Linked DNA regions of Homo sapiens: region 2 is linked to region 1. Evidence: chromatin loops called from intact Hi-C (ENCODE). Cell type or tissue: heart left ventricle. All regions are shown on one strand. Links, peaks and the distances in the headings refer to the core of each region. The heading gives the core; the rest is flanking DNA.

Region 1 (8,339 bases), core at 99-8,098:
CCTATTCCCCCATGCTTATTTTCTCTCATGTATTGCCTCTTAATAAAGAAAATTCCCATCTCTTTGTCTTTTTTTTTTTTTTTTTTTGGACAAGGTCTTTCTCTGTCACCCAGGCTGAGGTACAGTGGCACAATCACAGCTCACTGCAGCCTCGAACTCCTGGGCTCAAATGATCCTCACGCTTCAGCTTACTGAGTAGCTGGGACTACAGGCGAGCGCCACCACACCTGGCTAATTACAAAAAAAAAAAAAAAAAAAAAAATTATAGAGATGGAGTCTGGAACTCCTGACCTCAAGGGGTCCTCCTGCCTTAGCCTCCCAAAGCATTGGGATTACAGGTCCCATGAGCCATTGTGCAGAGCCTAAACACACTTCTCTTTTATTTTGTCTATTTCTGTTTCCTCCATTCATCCCCAGAATGTAAGTAAGTCCATGAAGGCAGGGGTTTTTACATGTTTTGTTCCCTGCAATTTCCCCAATACCTAGCATAGTACCTGGCACATAGCATGTGCTCATTTAACATATATTGACTGACTGAATGAACTAATCATAGAATCAATTAAAATGTTTAACTCTGGAAATGGACATTCCCCATTCTTAAAACATGGAGTCTTTTATTCCATCTTTACACACTTAAATTTCAAGCACGTTTTTGGAAATGCATTATGTCCAAAAGTAGGGTACTGCCAGTATTACTACTTAAAAGTAAGTGCTAAATTTTAGTAGATTTAGCACATTGAAATAATTATTTCAAATTATGCACCTCAGGACATCATGGAGACCTGTACAGCAGCAGTCCCCAGCCTTTTTGGCACCAGGGACTGGTTTCCTGGAAGCCAATTTTTCCACAGATGTTGGGGGGATGGTTTTGGGATGAAACGGTTCCACCTCAGGTCATCGGGCATTAGTTAGATTCTCACAAAAAGCTTGCAACCTATATCCCTCCCATGTGCAGTTCACAACAGGGTTCGTGCTCCTATGAGAATCTAATGCTGCCACAGATCTGACAGGAGGTATGGCTCAGGCGGGAATGCCTGGGACTCCTCTCTATCGGGAGCCTGGAAGTGAGGTGGAGGAAGCGGGGACCACAGCTGGCTGTGCAGCATAGCCAGTGGGTAATCAATGCAGGCTTTCCTGTGAAGGGACCAGGGTAGGCTGAGTAGAGCCTTACCCAGTGAACAATGGCCCTGAGATCCTATGTGAGGGAGAACCACCATTTCAAAGTTGTGAAAGACTATTTCTCTTTTGCATGTAGAACAAACCATATATCTGAAGGTTTTTTCCTAATATATACATATATACTATTGGCGTAGTGTCTCACTTGCCCTTGACTACAAAGTGTTTTCCTGTATTTTCAGTTTTCTCTAGAAATTTCCTGAATGATATCTAAGAAAATTTCTGTATTTAGATAGCAAACTTAGGAGGACACATAAGACCCAAGAAGGCCAACTGACTTGCCAAGATCACACAGCTGGAAAGAGACATATTTACATCAGGAATTTAGCATCACAATTTCCTCACGAGTGAGATTTCTGCTCAACAGACACGTTGCATTAGAATGATACCATGTATTAGCACATCATTTACTAATAAATACATTTCATTAGACGTTCAAGATTGAGAGTGACTTCCAGAGGAAAGTCTTATGTAGACCTTACAGGGCACATTTATAAGAATACATAGTTCTAAAGCATTCATTTTGAGACAGAAGTCTATTTTAAGTCATGTGGAGCATTTCTAATTAACTTTTATCACCTACCCAATATTTAGAAGCTGATACCATAAAGAAACTTTTTAACACTTGCTTTATAAAGATAACACTGAAAAGGACTTGGCCATCTGCTGAGCCTCTTTTTCTTCATATGGGAAACCTAAGACACTCAAAGTTCACATCATATCACAAGTGAGTTCGTGCCAAAGTCAACACTAGGGCACATCTCTGACTCCCAGTCCAATGTTCTTCTAGGTATCTCCTCCTGTCAGATTGCCTGCTTGGACAGATGAAAACAATCATTAAACTGCCTTTCAGTTTTCCTTACTTCGGAGTAGCTAATTCAAATCACATTGATAATCTGTATTACCCAATATGGTGTGACTTTTCAGATATTCAAGTATTGAAGAAGTAAATTGTCTAAGAAAAACCTAGCAAGGAGGGTTGAAAAGAGCGGAAGTGACTTGTGCCAAGCCTCTCAACTGGAACTGGTCCTGTCCTTGGGACTCTAGAGAGTGAGCCTGGCCTTGGCTGTCTGAGGTTCCCAGAAGAAGACCGGACCTTGAGATCTGAGGATTGGTGCTGAGCAGTGCACTTTGTCAGCACCTGTAATTCCTTCATCACCCAGCTCAGTGCCCAATAATATTTGTTGATTTAAATCTGTATCAAATACAAAACAGAGTTGGAAAAAACTCTATCTGGTGTGTTAGAGCAGGGGTCCCCAGCCTCGGAGCTGCGGACCGTCCCGTTAGGAAGTAGACCGCACAGCAGGAGGTGAGCGGCAGGTAAGTGAGCTTTACCACCTGAGCTCCGCCTCCTGTCAGATCTGCAGCGGCATTGGATTCTCACAGGAGCGCGAACCCTATTGTGAACTGCGCATGCGAGGGATCTAGGTTGTGCGCTCCTGTGAGAATCTAACTAATAATGCCTGATGATCTGAGGTGAAACAGTTTCATCCCAAACCATCTCCCCCATCCATGGAAGAATTGTTTTCCATGAAACCAATCCCTGGTGCCAAAAAGGTTGGGGACCACTGTGTTAAAGGGCAAGACATTAGATGAGTTATCATTCTTCTTTTATTAATTCTCCCCTGTTGTCCTTTTAAATTAATGTAGTTGTTAAAAAAATAAGTAGTATCTACTGCATAAGCAATTAACACAAGGCAGACCCATAGAGTTCAGTAAATGTGTGTGACGATGATGACATATACATGCCTTCTTTCTGCCGCAGACAAGGTGCCTGGGCTCAAGCATATATTTCAATATTATAAAGGGGTAGCAGAAGGTATCTTTGTGGCGATGAACCAATTTTTTACCTTGTTTGTAGTGGTGGTTCATGCATCTACACGTGATAAATTGCATAGAACTATGCACACATACAAATGCATACAAGTAAACGGGTGAAATCTACATAAATTCCACAAATTGTACCAATGTCAATTTCCTGGTTTTGACGTTGTATCACAGTTATGTAAGATGTTACCATTGTGGGAAACTGGGTGAAGGGTACACAGGGCTTTTCTGTACTATTTTGTAATTTCTTGTGACTCTATAATTATTTAAAAATTAAAAGAAGATTCAAGGTTTTTCTTTTTTAACCACTAAAAGATTTCATTAAAAATATAAATGTTTTTGCTTCCTCACTTACCGAAAAAAAAATTCTTAAAATAAAAATTTTCACCTGTTTCTGGAGACTACATCACTAAAGTGGAAACCATTTTTTGCCAGTAAATGTGGTTCCAAGAATTTGAGACGGATTATGCAAATGACTGATTTGTACTATCATACATTTTTAAATACTTTAAACATAACAATTATAGGTGTTGAAACTTAAAACATTGATGAACAGCTGTTAACTTTTAAAATTATAATAAAATTAAAGTGGCCATCATTAAAGAAAGGAAAACCAAGCACTCGTCTATAGAAACTATTTTTTAAGATACAAAGCTCCAATATGTTCTTAAGAAAAAAAATGCACTTGCCTCTTCTCCCAAGTAATATATTTTAGCTTCTCATTATGAATAATCCATCTTTCTCTATGTTCATGGAAGGAGTAAAGCTCAGTCTTTATTTGCTTCTACAGGAAATTTTATTTTCTGTAGAAAGCTAGTCAATTCAGAATAAAGGGACTAATTTATATTTGACCACTAGGTGTCACTGTTGATGGTGGCGTGGGCGATAAGGAGGGGGAGGGGAATTGAAAGCAAGCTCAGGGGATTTGGGGGGTTGAGTTTGTTGTTGCTGTTGTTTTTAAACATAAAATGCTCACATCATTGCCATTCTCCCTCTCTAGGTACGGCAGGGTGGTAGGAAGGAAAGAGAGAAGTATGAAGACACAGCTTTGGCAGTGTTTCCGTAATGACTGGCCCTCAGACCACCCTAGCAGATTGCTGACTGCCGAGCCACAATCCCAACAGAAATTGACTCTTCAAGTCCATTTTAATCATTCCCTAACCACCTCGCGGGAAAACAGAAAAACGTCAATGACTCCACGTTGGGAAAGCGAGGCTCTCCTCGGCCATGCCTGCCTAGTGCTGAAGAAATCAGATGAATAATTTATATCACAAAGCAGTGTGCAGGGTCAGCTCGTGTGTGAAGGGGCTCTGAGTGAGGAGCTCTGGGCGCACGTCAGAAACATCATCTATGAGGCCAATAAACAAATCCAGGCGGAAGAGCCTCAGGAAGTGGAATGGGAATTTTTTGTCAGCAAAGATCAGTGAAGTCCAATTTAATTCTGGACTTGGCTGTATGAAATGGGAACGTTTTCAAAGCCCGTGGAAAATCAAACAATGAAAAAGAGATTTTCCTGATGTACTTGGCACAGACTCCAAGGATAGCAAGACGGGCAGTGCTGCCTGGACCCCGGAGGGAGATCGTCCTTATCTTCAGAACAGCCAGGGCCCGATGCCGAGCCTCACGGTCAGGGGTCGGTTCCCGTACCCAGTAGCATACCCAGGATCTGCAGGCGGGGCGGGGCTCGCTGGCAAAGCCCTGCAGAGGAGGCTGCCGTGTGCCCGTGCTATTTCAATCAAGCGTCTCTAGCTGGAGCTCTTATTCTTTCACTTTCCTAAGGGGGAGAAAGTTAAAGAAAACTAGGGAGTTGGAGTGGAAGGGAGTTTTGAGGAGAGAGCCTAAACAAGGGGTACTAACCCCCTTGTAAGCATCTAGAGGAGAATTTTAAAAAATGGAGGAAGGAGTTGAAATACATGGCCCAAAAGTTTTCATATTTGAAAATAGTTCCTTGCTCACTTATGTTATAAACTATTGCATCAAATGACCATTTCTAACCATTGTCTCATCAAATGAGACATTTCTCAGGGCAGGATTAGTAGTTTATACTTAACCACAATCATTGGAGGCAAGTTAGTGGGATAATCATGTAATAAATTAAAAAAATAAAAAACAGAAAAAGAGGTAAGCAACGAACATCGAGTGCCAACTACACGTCAGGTATTATCCTCAGTGTTTTCTGTGCATCAACTCATTTAATCTTCAAACAACGCTACAAAGCAGGCACTCATATTATTCCTATTAGAGATGAGAAAATGGAGAGAGAGAGAGGAGGTCAAATGGCTTGCCCACGGTCGCAGAGCCTGTAAGCGGCAGACTACCTCCAAGTCACTCAGCAGCAAACATAGGTCTAGAACTCAGAGCTCTGACCCTTACCACCCAGGCTCTCCTTATGGATCTTTTACCATCTTGTGCCCTGTGAAATGTCTACCAAGTTCAGATCCTAACCACTGAGAGCCATAAAATGTATGCACAACAGAATTTCTCTACTTGCTACATTCTGACAAAGTACTACACCAAAAGATGGAATGCAAACTAGGCTGTGAGGCCAGCCCTTGACAGGCATGCCTTTTGTGGCTCACAGCTTCAACTACTACCTCAGGCAAGCCCTTGAGACATCTCTCTGGACCAACTTCTCTTCATATAGCCACTTAGTCTCTGGTCAGAGTCAACTAGCTATATGAGACTATAGATCAAACATTCATTGTGATTTACACGAAATTAATTTCCAGAAAGTGTAAGTAATGGTACTTTGTATGAAAACACATATTTTCCAGGAATTTTTTATTGCCCATGACACACACACTAAGATTTTGCCAAAATAAGTTCAAGCCAGTTGTGTAACTGTACTCAAAATAGCTGAGGCTACATAAAATGTCTTTTGGGCACTGACTCAGGGGGAAAAAAAACAAATGTGCTCCTTAATAACCCTGGTAGCTGTACTGACTCTAACAGATAATTTTCTAGTCCAGCAACAGTATTGCAGTTTGTCATTAATAGATGTGAGGAATTTCTTTAGTTGGAATGAAGCCACAATTAGTAGATGTCCTTTACCCCTACACCTGCACCGCCCCTCCCCCTCCCCCCAAAAAGAAGCAGCCTCTGGAAATAAACCCAGAGGAAGTATTCACTCTGGAAAATAAATGCGAGTATCAAAGTACAGTCAAAGTTTTTGTGGAGGTTCTTATTGTATTTCTTTTAGGATAGACACTAAGCATGAACAATGGGATGATCTGTCAGACTTATCATTCCTGTTGCACTTCCAATGAGCCAGGATTATTTCCCTACCAATGATTTGCCTAGTGCATTAGGTAGGGCTTTCTAGAGAAACAAAACCAGTAGGATATATGTATAGTGTGTGTATATATATATATATGATGGGAATTGGCTCATGAAATTATGCAGACCCAGAAGACCCGTGATATGCCATCTGCAAGCTGGAAAACAAGGAAAGCCAGTGCTGTAATTAATTCTGAGTCCTAAGATGTCACTGAGGGATGGGGAATGGGAGGCACTTGTGTGAGTTTGAAGGCCCCATAACCAGGAGTTTGATGTCCAAGGGCAGGAGAAGATGGATGTTTCAGCTCAAAGAGAGAGAGGGAATTCATCCTTCCTCCATCTTTTTCTTCTATCTGGGCCCTCAAGAGATGGGACAATGCCAGCGCATATTGGTAAGGGTGAATCTTCTTTGCTCAGTCTACTGATTCAAATGCTAATCTCTTCTGGAAACACTCTCACAGACATACCCAGAAATAATGTTTTACCAGCTACCCAGGCACCCCTTAACCCAGTCAAGTTGACACATAAAATTAGCCATCACAACGAGGAAGTAAGGTTCACAACCAGAATTAAAAGGACTTTAGAATTAAACTGTCTTCAAGTGGCCAAAGAAACTTAACTTTCAAACTTCCCCTAAATTCTGATAAACTTTTGAAAAACGTTTTCTCTTTTATTTTGCCACATACATATCCAGATGCCAACACCACACTATTACCTGGGAAATGATGACAGAAAAGGAAAAATTAAAAATAAACACAAAATGTTTATTAAGATAATTATGATTGAATACAAAGTTTCAATAAATTAATTCTTCCGTATTCATGAAACCCAACTACAATAGACAACTGTCAATGTAAGGCAAGTCATTTTTCATTAGTGATTGTGCTTTATATTCATATTTTTAAGAAATATTATTGGACTCTGCTATGGACTGAAATGTGTCCCCCATCCCCAGTTCATAGGTTGAAGCCTTAACCCCCAATGTGACTGTATTTGGAGATAGGGCTTTTAAGAGGTAATTAAGGTTATATGAAGTCATAATGGGCCCCTAATATGATAGAAGTGGTGTCCTAAAGAAGAGGGAGAGATCTTTCTCTCTTTTTCCACACACATGTACCAAGGAAAGGCCATATGAGAATATAGCAAGAAGGTGGCTGTTTGAAAGCTAGGAAGAGAGCCCTCTAGAAACTGACCCTGCTGGATTTTAATATGGAATTTCCAGCCTCTAGAATTGTGAGAAAAATTCCTGTTGTTTAAGCTGCCCGGTCTATGGTAATTTGTTACGGCAGCCTGAGCTCCTCCTCCATCAAAGACATTACCAAGTGCCAGTCCACACTTGTGTTGGTTCAGATGCAGTCCCTGTCCTCTTGGAACTCATACTTTGGTTGAGATGACAGATATTAAACAATTGTAAAAATGACTATATATTTATCAGGTAAAACAAGTGAAGCTGACAAATCAACGGGTAAATTTGTAAGAGCATGACAGGATTCAGTTTAGTTTGAGGGGCCAAGGAAATAACACTTAACCGGAGCCTTAGAAGTGAGTGAACAATTAGCCAGATGATGAAAAGGACAGAAAGTTCTAGAGAGAGGAAACAGTATTTGCAAAGGTCCCATGGCAGGAAAGAGGATGATCATGTGGAAAGAACTGAAATAAGTGAGTGGAGTGAGAGCAAAGGGGGAAGGACACACTATAACCCATGTCTTTAAAGACACTAGGTCTTCTGTGTAGACAATACATGGAGGTGATGAAGAGTTCATGCAAAATACCAGCTAGGTGTTTATTGCTGTAGGCAGGTCACAGAAGGATGATGGCTTTGACTAGGGTGGTGCTTGTGAAATTTGGGAGAAGCATAAGACCCTAGGAGTATTTGGTAGATGGAAACAAAAGGACTTGATGGTTTCATGAATATGGGTAGAAGTGGTTACAGAGAAGATGGTGTTAGGATGATTCCTTGGTTTCTGGCATGAACGACTAGGGTCCGTTTGTGACATGCACAGAAATGGAAAGACTAACAAAAAAGCAGAATTGGGAGGTGAGTACCACTGTTTGGAATT
Region 2 (8,339 bases), core at 148-8,147, 63 kb after region 1:
TTCAAATAGCAGTTACAATCCTCTATTAAATAAACCTAAGGTACATATGTAGATGTGGGCATAGCCCTAAATGACTGACAGATTTCAGTAGGGAAGTGGAGTGTGGTGGCACCTACCTGTAGTTCCAGCTTTGCAGGAGGCTGAGGCAGGAGCAGCACTTGAGCCCAGGAGTTTGAGGCTGCAGTGAGCTGTGCTCACACCACTGCACTCCAGCCTGAATAAAAGAGCAAGACCTCGTCTTAAAAAGAAAAAAAAATCAGCAGGAATAAAGGATTTCACTAATCTACCCAATTCCTTCTCGTCTGCTACAAGTTAATATGATTGTGCCTTTTTCTCTGCCCTAAGAATTAAGAACAATAGGGAAGCTCCTCTTGTCCCTGGAAAGGAGAAACAACTTGTTTTGTAATCCAAGGATTACAGAGCAGAGGAGTTAAATTGACTAAGACAAGGAAAGGCCTTAAGGGTGAGAACTGGACATGGTCCAATCCAAGGGAACAGAAGTATCCTCCCAAAACAAGATAGGAAACAAAGGGTTGTGACAAGTTCCTCAAATGACAGCCTGTGTGGTAAATGAGGGTAAGAATCATGACTCTGAGGGCTGGCAGGGTGCCCTATGGGTTCACCCAAACAGCCCTCTGTGCCAATGCTGAACAGCACTTCATTTAGCAGAAGTCTTATTACAAAGATTAAAGCCACCACGAGCTAGAAACACAGTGTTCCGAATTTTCTTGGCACCACCTAAATTCCAGGGTTCTTACATAATTCATTGGAGGGGGAAGGAACCCCTTAAATAACTGATAGTGAACCTGCTTTGTTAAGTGGAAACTTAGAATGAATATGACTGGGAAAAACAAAGAATTGTGAGGGTTGATGGTTCTTGCATCCGAGCACTAGAGAATTCATTCCTATTTCCCAGTTGATTATGAAAAGAGGTGTCCATTCTGCGGCATAATCTTGGGAGCAACCCAGTAGCTAGGGAATTAAATTTATCTGAAGATAATTAAGCCTTGGAGTAAAGGTTCATATTTGGTTCTGATCAAACTAGAGAAAGGGTTGAGGAGGCCATGTTTCCCTTCTGGTGATGCTGTGGACTCACAGAATTGGAAAATGGAAGGAACTTGAAAGATCACCCGGTCTCACAACTCATGATGTTCAAATAATGCCTTCCCCAACATCTCCATCAATCATACCTACTCAAGCCTTGACTTCCAAGCTCAAGGTGCTGTGTTCCTACCCTGAAGATACTAAAATTAGGGAGGTGAGAAATGAGTGCATAAAGGTTCCTAACAACATTGGTTTTGGTGGGAAGTGGAACAAGAAAACAGAGTAAAGTCTGGAGTAGGAGGTTGTCCCCAAGGAAAAAGATCTTGAGTGAGGGCCTCTTGGGAGTGAGAGTTAATAAAAAATGGATCATAAGATATTCAGGGAAAACCTTGGTAGAGTGGGGACAGACCACCAGTTTCACAATGTTGCTGTGGACTGATTGTCAGGGAAGGGTCATACAAAGGGCTAGCTAAGGTGGCCAACGGAAACAAGAAAAAGGAGTTAAAATATGTACTAGATGGGCAATGCTGTATTCGCAATTCGAATCCTACTTCCTCTTTTCTTCTGTAAAATTAATTTTCCCCAGGAAGATTGTTGCATTTCTTCTGGAGTTTTGAAGCCATTAGGAATGCTCTTAAGTTTTTCCACCACCATTTTCCAGCAATAAACCTTACTGAATCAGGCAGCAGTCAGCTCTCTAAGCATTATGTAGAGGGTATGAGGGCAATTTGAAAATTTTATGGTCTGAAAAGTGGGCCTTAGCACTTTAGCTTTTATTCTCTGAAAGATCGTATAAATCCCTCTTCATTTAGCAGTTTTCAAGGAAGTGACAGCTTTTGTTAGTCAGGATAAAGTGAGATTAGAAGTAAAAATTTTACCCATTAATCCTCACTGATTAAAGTGAAACTAGAAATCAAATTGTTACCAACTGTGCACTAATTTCAGCTTAATTCTTTGGCAAGAGGTGTTGGAAAGTTTCAACTGGCTGCACTAATTCACAATACCTTACTACTGATGGCAGAATGTCAAGGTCTCCTTCCCTCCTGGGCCCAGGGTGTGAACAATGACTATTTCAAAATCAGTCCAGTAAGATATAAACATTAAATCCTTAGCTATGTTGTTCCTCAGCCATCAGTTTCACACCACTCTCTCTCTTTATTCGCCACCAGCCTCCTCCCACTCCACCAACAGTGATGAAAAAATATCTCCCCAGAGACTACAAAATCACAGCCGAATGGCTGGCCTCTCCGCATCAAACAGAATGTCTGCAGCATCAGAGCAGGTGTCGCCCCACGCAAGCCGTTTCTATTACAGCGCTGGTAGTGGAAGAGAGTCTTCATACAAATAAGCCACATCAATTCATCAATCAAAATGAATGCATGTACTAATTAAACTAGCAAAAATTTAAAAAGGCATTTGTGTTGCAGGAGGGGAGAATAGCATAGGGAGGGAGACAGGGAGTTAAAATTCAGAGGAAGTGAAAACTTGACAGGCACAGCACCGAATAGAGAAGGCAGTAAATATATGGCCAGAATTTATAGTATTTTCTCACCTCAAAAATAAGCCAACCAACAAACAAGTGGCTCGTATACACACACACACACACACACACACACACACACACACACACACAGTGCCCTCTGGATTGTGAACATTCACTGAGGAGGCCTGTGAGCAAAGACAAGCCTCTATCTCTCTTCTTCACATCTACTTCTACCTTATTATTGAACATTTCTCCTATTCCTTTCAGTGGCTTTTCAGGGCCAGTATGTACAGTTGTATGGTTAGTGCACTGCACAAAGGCTCCAAGCTGAGGAAAGAATGGAGGATAAAATTTAGTCCATGTTCCAATGGCCAAGTCACATGCCTTTGGCATGAAGTTGCTGTAATCAGGAAGTGGTGCTTTCTTCTTCATACGAATGTGTCCTCTGCTTGTGCACCCAGAGGACAGTGTCACCATAAAAGCTAGCAGTGTCCCCATCCTTGTTTTTATTTGCTTCTATGTCCTTCTGTTTCTTCCCTCTGAACTTTGAAGACTTCAACTGTTTCTATATATGATAAATATTTTAACAAAAAGGAAAAATCTCAATTATCTTCTGAAGCGTTTCATCTATATGACACCAAGAATCCACATATAAGTGAAATATCTTAATGCTTGGTATTGTGTAGACAAAACATTTGGTTGATCAATGTAGTTCATGTTTCTTTCAGATGCTTAAGTACCACAGAAACACTATCGTACCCACTCACAGGCTGGGTTCTAATATATATATACACATACACACACACACACACACACACACACACACATATATAGTGCAAACTCATTTTTCTAGGCTCAAAGGATCAAACTCAATATATTAAGCACTGAGAAATAATAGACAAGGGGTCTGTTTTTCTAACACTAAATAAGTAGCATTTAGCCTATCTGCTGAATATTATGGGGAAAGCACTTTTTATCTTTAGTCTAGTAATTTGATGTTTCATTTGATAACAAGATATTTTTGTTGTCTTTTGTCTGTGTTGTATTTAGAGTAGGAAAACTTTTAATATTTGCCTCAATATTCCAATTTCATAGTCTTTCAGACACACTGTTTTCTTTTAAAGCCTGCCCTTGAATCAACTTGAATGAGCTTCTTAAGGCTGTCAGGACAAACAATTTTCCCAAACTCAGTTATCTTTGTTTGAAACAATGATTGAAGTTATCTTTGTTTGAAGAAAATGATTATAACGCATCACAGATTTCATTCAGATCTACCTTCGTTGCCAAAGCACTCTATACATCACCATGTGGTAGATGGCAAATGCCATTCTCTCCATTTCCCAAACAGAGAAGCAGTGGCTGGCCAAGTTAAATGGCAGGCCCATGGTCAGACAGTGAGTCAACAGCACAGTAGAGAATTTTCCAGATCTTTCCAAAACGGGCCCCAGACAGCACACTTGGTGCACAAGGGGTGAAAACTAAAACTCCTTTTCCTTTCCCCAAGGCAGACCGTGAAACTGTAAAGATGAGCTGGCATTTTGTTTTATTTTTTGTAATAAACTGTTCTTTTCACAGCAGTTGGCCCTGGGGGAGTTGCAAATAGCACAGCTCGGCTGCAGCTGTGGGTGTGGCTCCACCCAATCCCAAGGCAACTTGAAGACCACAGCTGTGTCAGGCAGAGTAGATCTTAAAGTTGACATCTGGGCTGCACACTTTCAAGTTCACCCCCCAAACAAGTTGAGTCATTTTCACAAGCCAGAACTCATTTGAAGGCTCTGTTCCTCCTCTGCCTGTGGTTACTTGAGGCGCATCAAATATCACCAGAGACTGACACCCACATTTGGCTCAGGCCAATTTCTGAATCATCGTCCCTAAGCCCTCCCTTTGCTAGTCATGAGAAACACTCCGCATTGGAGATTATAAAAGTGGTCAGCAGTTTCGGGGATATTGGGCAGATTTTATTTGAGCGGTTGCTTTTGAGTTTTGGTTTTTTATTTATGATCTCTCGGGTTCTTTGTGTGTATGTGGCTATCACGTTTGCTTGGACAAATGGGATATGTTCCCAAATCCAATAGATTCATATACAGTTCTAGAAAAAAACTTTAAGAGGTGATTTTGTTTTTGTACCCCTGCTTCCAGCTGGAACAAATAACTGACAGTCATCCTCCCTTATTAGTGTCCAATCTCAGCGATAGAGGTGAGAACGCTGAACCCCTCCTGGCCCTCCGAGTGGAGGGAAGGCAAGCATCGCTTGTGTTTTTGTCTCGTTGAGGAAAGTATCTCGGCTTGTGAATGGCCTTTCTGACAATGACAAGCACATCAAAATGGGCGCCATCTGAGAGCTCAGGCCAGAGAGAACACCCGCCACCGGGCCTCCTGCCTCCGCCGCAGGCCACAGCGCTGCATTGTAGTGGGGGTTGCCGGGGAACCTTGGGGGAGCCTGCGCTGGGCGGCTGCTGTGGACAGAAGCGCCGCTGTGGGGAGGGGCAGGCCGTGTCCCGGCCATCGGCGGAAGCTGCTCCAGGCAGTCTGCAGCTCAGGCCGTGCAGGCCTGGGCCAATCCCCAGGAGGGGAGCAGCTGTGAGGCCGGGAGAGCCCGGGTCCTCGTTCCCTTTGCAGCAAGAGTAGCCGCCCCGTTGGCAATCTGAGTCTCCTTCAACCTTTCCAGCCGGTCCTCGCACTGTTGGGGCTGCCCGCCTCGCTCTCAGCCCGCAGCACCGGCCCCGCACAAGGCCCAGTCCCCAGGCAACGGCTGCGTTGGTATCCCCTGCGCACCGGCCACCGAGGGAATGGCGACAGAGACACGGGAAACAGCGACAGCTTACAGGGAGGAAAATCCAAAACAAAGGTTGCGGAGAGTGTCAGAGGGAGGGCCAAAGAGGACGGAGAAGGACTCCACCCCACAGGCTCCTGAGCGCCCGGTTGGCCACAGACGTGCCCTGGAGGAGGCACACACAGGTCGTCCTTCGGGAGAACTCTGCAGCTGGGTGCCTGTGGACTGCTGGAGAAGAGAGAGTAAACCACGAATTTCAATAGAAGACCGAATAGGTCCTATAGGTATAATTAACACGCAAAATACGTTCACAGTCTGCTCAGGGGGCTTCTTTCCAAGAGAAAGGAACCAAAACTTCCCTCAGAATCACCAGCTTGTCTGTGGAGTGCCAGGCTATCCCAGAAGAAAAGCTATGATCTTAGGCTCAAGGAAGAGTGACTGCACCCAGGCACTGTTCTTTTCCAGCTGACAATTCAGAGCAAGGTTCTGGGGCCATGGCACCTTTCTCCTCCCGTTGCTCCTTTTTCTGTTCCACCTCAGCCAGTCCTGCCTGCCTGGTGTTACCATACACTTATAAAGCCTGTTCCTGTCTGTAATCAGGGCCAGCAGTGACCCACTTGCTGATTATAACTGTTGATTGCCACAAAAAGGAAAAGCCTGAATGCAATCCTATGAATGAAAGCTCTTAAGAACATTTTCTGACCAGTTTCCCTTAGTCTGGAAGTGGAGGTTTGGGGAGGGCAGTAGAGGGGCTGCTGCTCAGGTTTAAACTTCGAATTTTAACCTTCACTCAGTGCACAATAGGAAACAAAGCAGGTGCTTGGTTGGTTCATTTTATTTCACTTTAGAAGTTGAGTTAACCCCTAAATTAAACAATTTATTTCATATGAGCATGAGTAAGTCACTTGGTCTCCTGCTGGTCTTGTTTTTCTCATGTGTAAAGTTGAAGGGTGGATTAAGGTATCTTCCAATTTCAAAATTACAAATAAAGTTGTAGTGTCTGTTCAGGAATTTACACAGGAGAATTCCTTATTTAAATGTATAATGCAGTGATGGGATGAAGGACATAAAATATTTCCAAAAGGAGAGAAGTAACATAGCATTTTCTCCAGCTGAATCTCCATTTCCAAATTTTGCACTTCTACTGTTGATGATTTACTGCTAAATGAGGGCACATCTAAAATAATGAATGCTCCTTAGTGAGAAAGCCGTGTCATCTCTGAGACCCATGCAGAAATCAACCAGGGAGACCTATGTATGAGACGATTTGCTATTCAGAAACCATTATCCTGCATGCAGAAAAGGCTTCATCACCCGGACTTTAGAATCTGGGTTTTCAGTACCAAACCCTGATAAAGTATAGCTGATTTTCAGAGCATCTAAATCTTTTGTTCACACTTTGTCTTCTTCTCATTGTTCTTTAAGTTTTGGGGTTTGAGGACAACAGAGACACAAATCCAACTCTGTAGCAAGAGTATTTCTCAGTATGCACATCAAATATTAACAGTCGTGAGAAAGCCCACATTTAAGGCTGTTTCACCTAACATTTTTCTAAGTTGAGAAGTTTCCAACAGTAAAATTTAAAGTCTGTGGCTAATGAGGAACACAGATTGTTTTTTAAAACTTCGTGTTTAGAGGGCAGCTCTTCAACCTCTCTGTTGGAACTATGACAATGGAGGTTTGATAAAATATGACTCAGTTTCAAACTATCAAATAGCATTATAAAAATGTTTGGACTAGATTTAGTTCTCCCAAAAGGTGGCAGATTGATAGAGCATGGATAAAGCAAGTCAGCCTCCAGGAATGATTGCTTCGTGAGAAACAGGGCCCTTTTTCTCCAGAGGGACATGGACATTCCCAGACAACATCTTAACTTGAAGAGTTCTCAAAGCACAGATCCCAGCTTCCTTCCCTGATGAGCCCTCTGGTGAGAGTGGGAATTTCTGTAGGAATTCTGCGGTGGAATGATACCTTCCTGAAACTAGAAGTTACCAAGTTATTACATTCTGATCAGCCAGGAGGGCTATCACCATAGTTAAGCCTCCCAGAACAATCTGTGAAATGTGTTCTCTGAGCCTCCCAATCCCCTAGGTCTGCCACCTCTCTGCTGTGGTTACCATCCTCCTGCCCCCATCTTCTCATACCAACCACAGCCCCCATTTAATGGCCTGGGCCTTGTGGCCCCACTCTTTGGCTTTTCCCCCATTCTCATCCCCTTTCCTCACTGCCCTTCTAGGTGCATTTGCTCTCAATTGTGTGACTGGCACTACAGAGGAGGAATGACTTTGTAGGTGTCATTCTATAAGAGTGATAAAGATGGACAAAGTTTTATTTCCATGCTCACAGATAGGAAGAATCAATATTGTGAAAATGGTCATACTGCCTAAAGTAATTTATAGATTCAATGCTATCCCCATCAAGCTACCATTGACTTTCTTCACAGAATTGGAAAAACTACTTAAAATTTCATATGGAACCAAAAAGAGAGCCTGCATAGCCAAGACAATCCTAAGCAAAAAGAACAAAGCTGGAGGCATCATGCTACCTGACTTCAAACTATACTACAAGGCTGCAGTAACCAAAACAGCATGGTATTTGTACCAAAACAGATATACAGGCCAATGGAACAGAACAGAGCCCTCAGAAATAACACCACACATCTACAACCATCTGATCTTTGACAAACCTGACACAAACAAGCAATGGGGAAAGGATTCCCTATTTAATAAATGGTGTTGGGAAAACTGCCTAGCCATATGCAGAAAACTGAAACTGGACCCCTTCCTTACACCTTATACAAAAATTAACTCAAGATGGATTAAAGACTTAAACACAAGACCTAAAACCATAAAAACCCTACAAGAAAACCTAGGCAATACCATTCAGGACATAGGCATGAGGAAAGACTTCATGACTAAAACACCAAAAGCAATGGGAACAAAAGCCAAAATTGACAAATGGGATCTAATTAAACTAAAGAGCTTCTGCACAGCAAAAGAAACAATCATCAGAGTAAACAGGCAACCTACAGAATGGGAG

What was found. Peaks named below come from ENCODE experiments on the same cell type or tissue, not always from the same donor. Only the 100,000 strongest peaks of a DNase experiment are listed, where the experiment ranks them.
Region 2: it touches region 1 in a loop (5-fold over the local background); 4 of 110 quality-filtered maps call a loop at or near these places.

What each region holds. Positions count from the first base shown.
Region 1 is chr2:176,550,172-176,558,510 of GRCh38, reverse strand. No RefSeq gene overlaps it. Among named protein-coding and RNA genes, the nearest start is that of NRAL, 47 kb to the right of the region's middle. RefSeq lists a silencer at 2,356-2,650 and an enhancer at 3,736-4,030. In heart left ventricle, for the core only: a CTCF peak has its summit at 3,858 (motif pointing right); a DNase peak (open chromatin) is centred at 4,670; H3K4me3 peaks cover 1,150 bases; H3K27ac peaks cover 1,422 bases; H3K27me3 peaks cover 3,703 bases.
Region 2 is chr2:176,487,348-176,495,686 of GRCh38, reverse strand. No RefSeq gene overlaps it. Among named protein-coding and RNA genes, the nearest start is that of NRAL, 16 kb to the left of the region's middle. In heart left ventricle, for the core only: no CTCF peak of the experiment used is centred there; DNase peaks (open chromatin) are centred at 596, 4,156, 5,076 and 5,436; H3K4me3 peaks cover 810 bases; H3K27ac peaks cover 4,013 bases; H3K27me3 peaks cover 681 bases.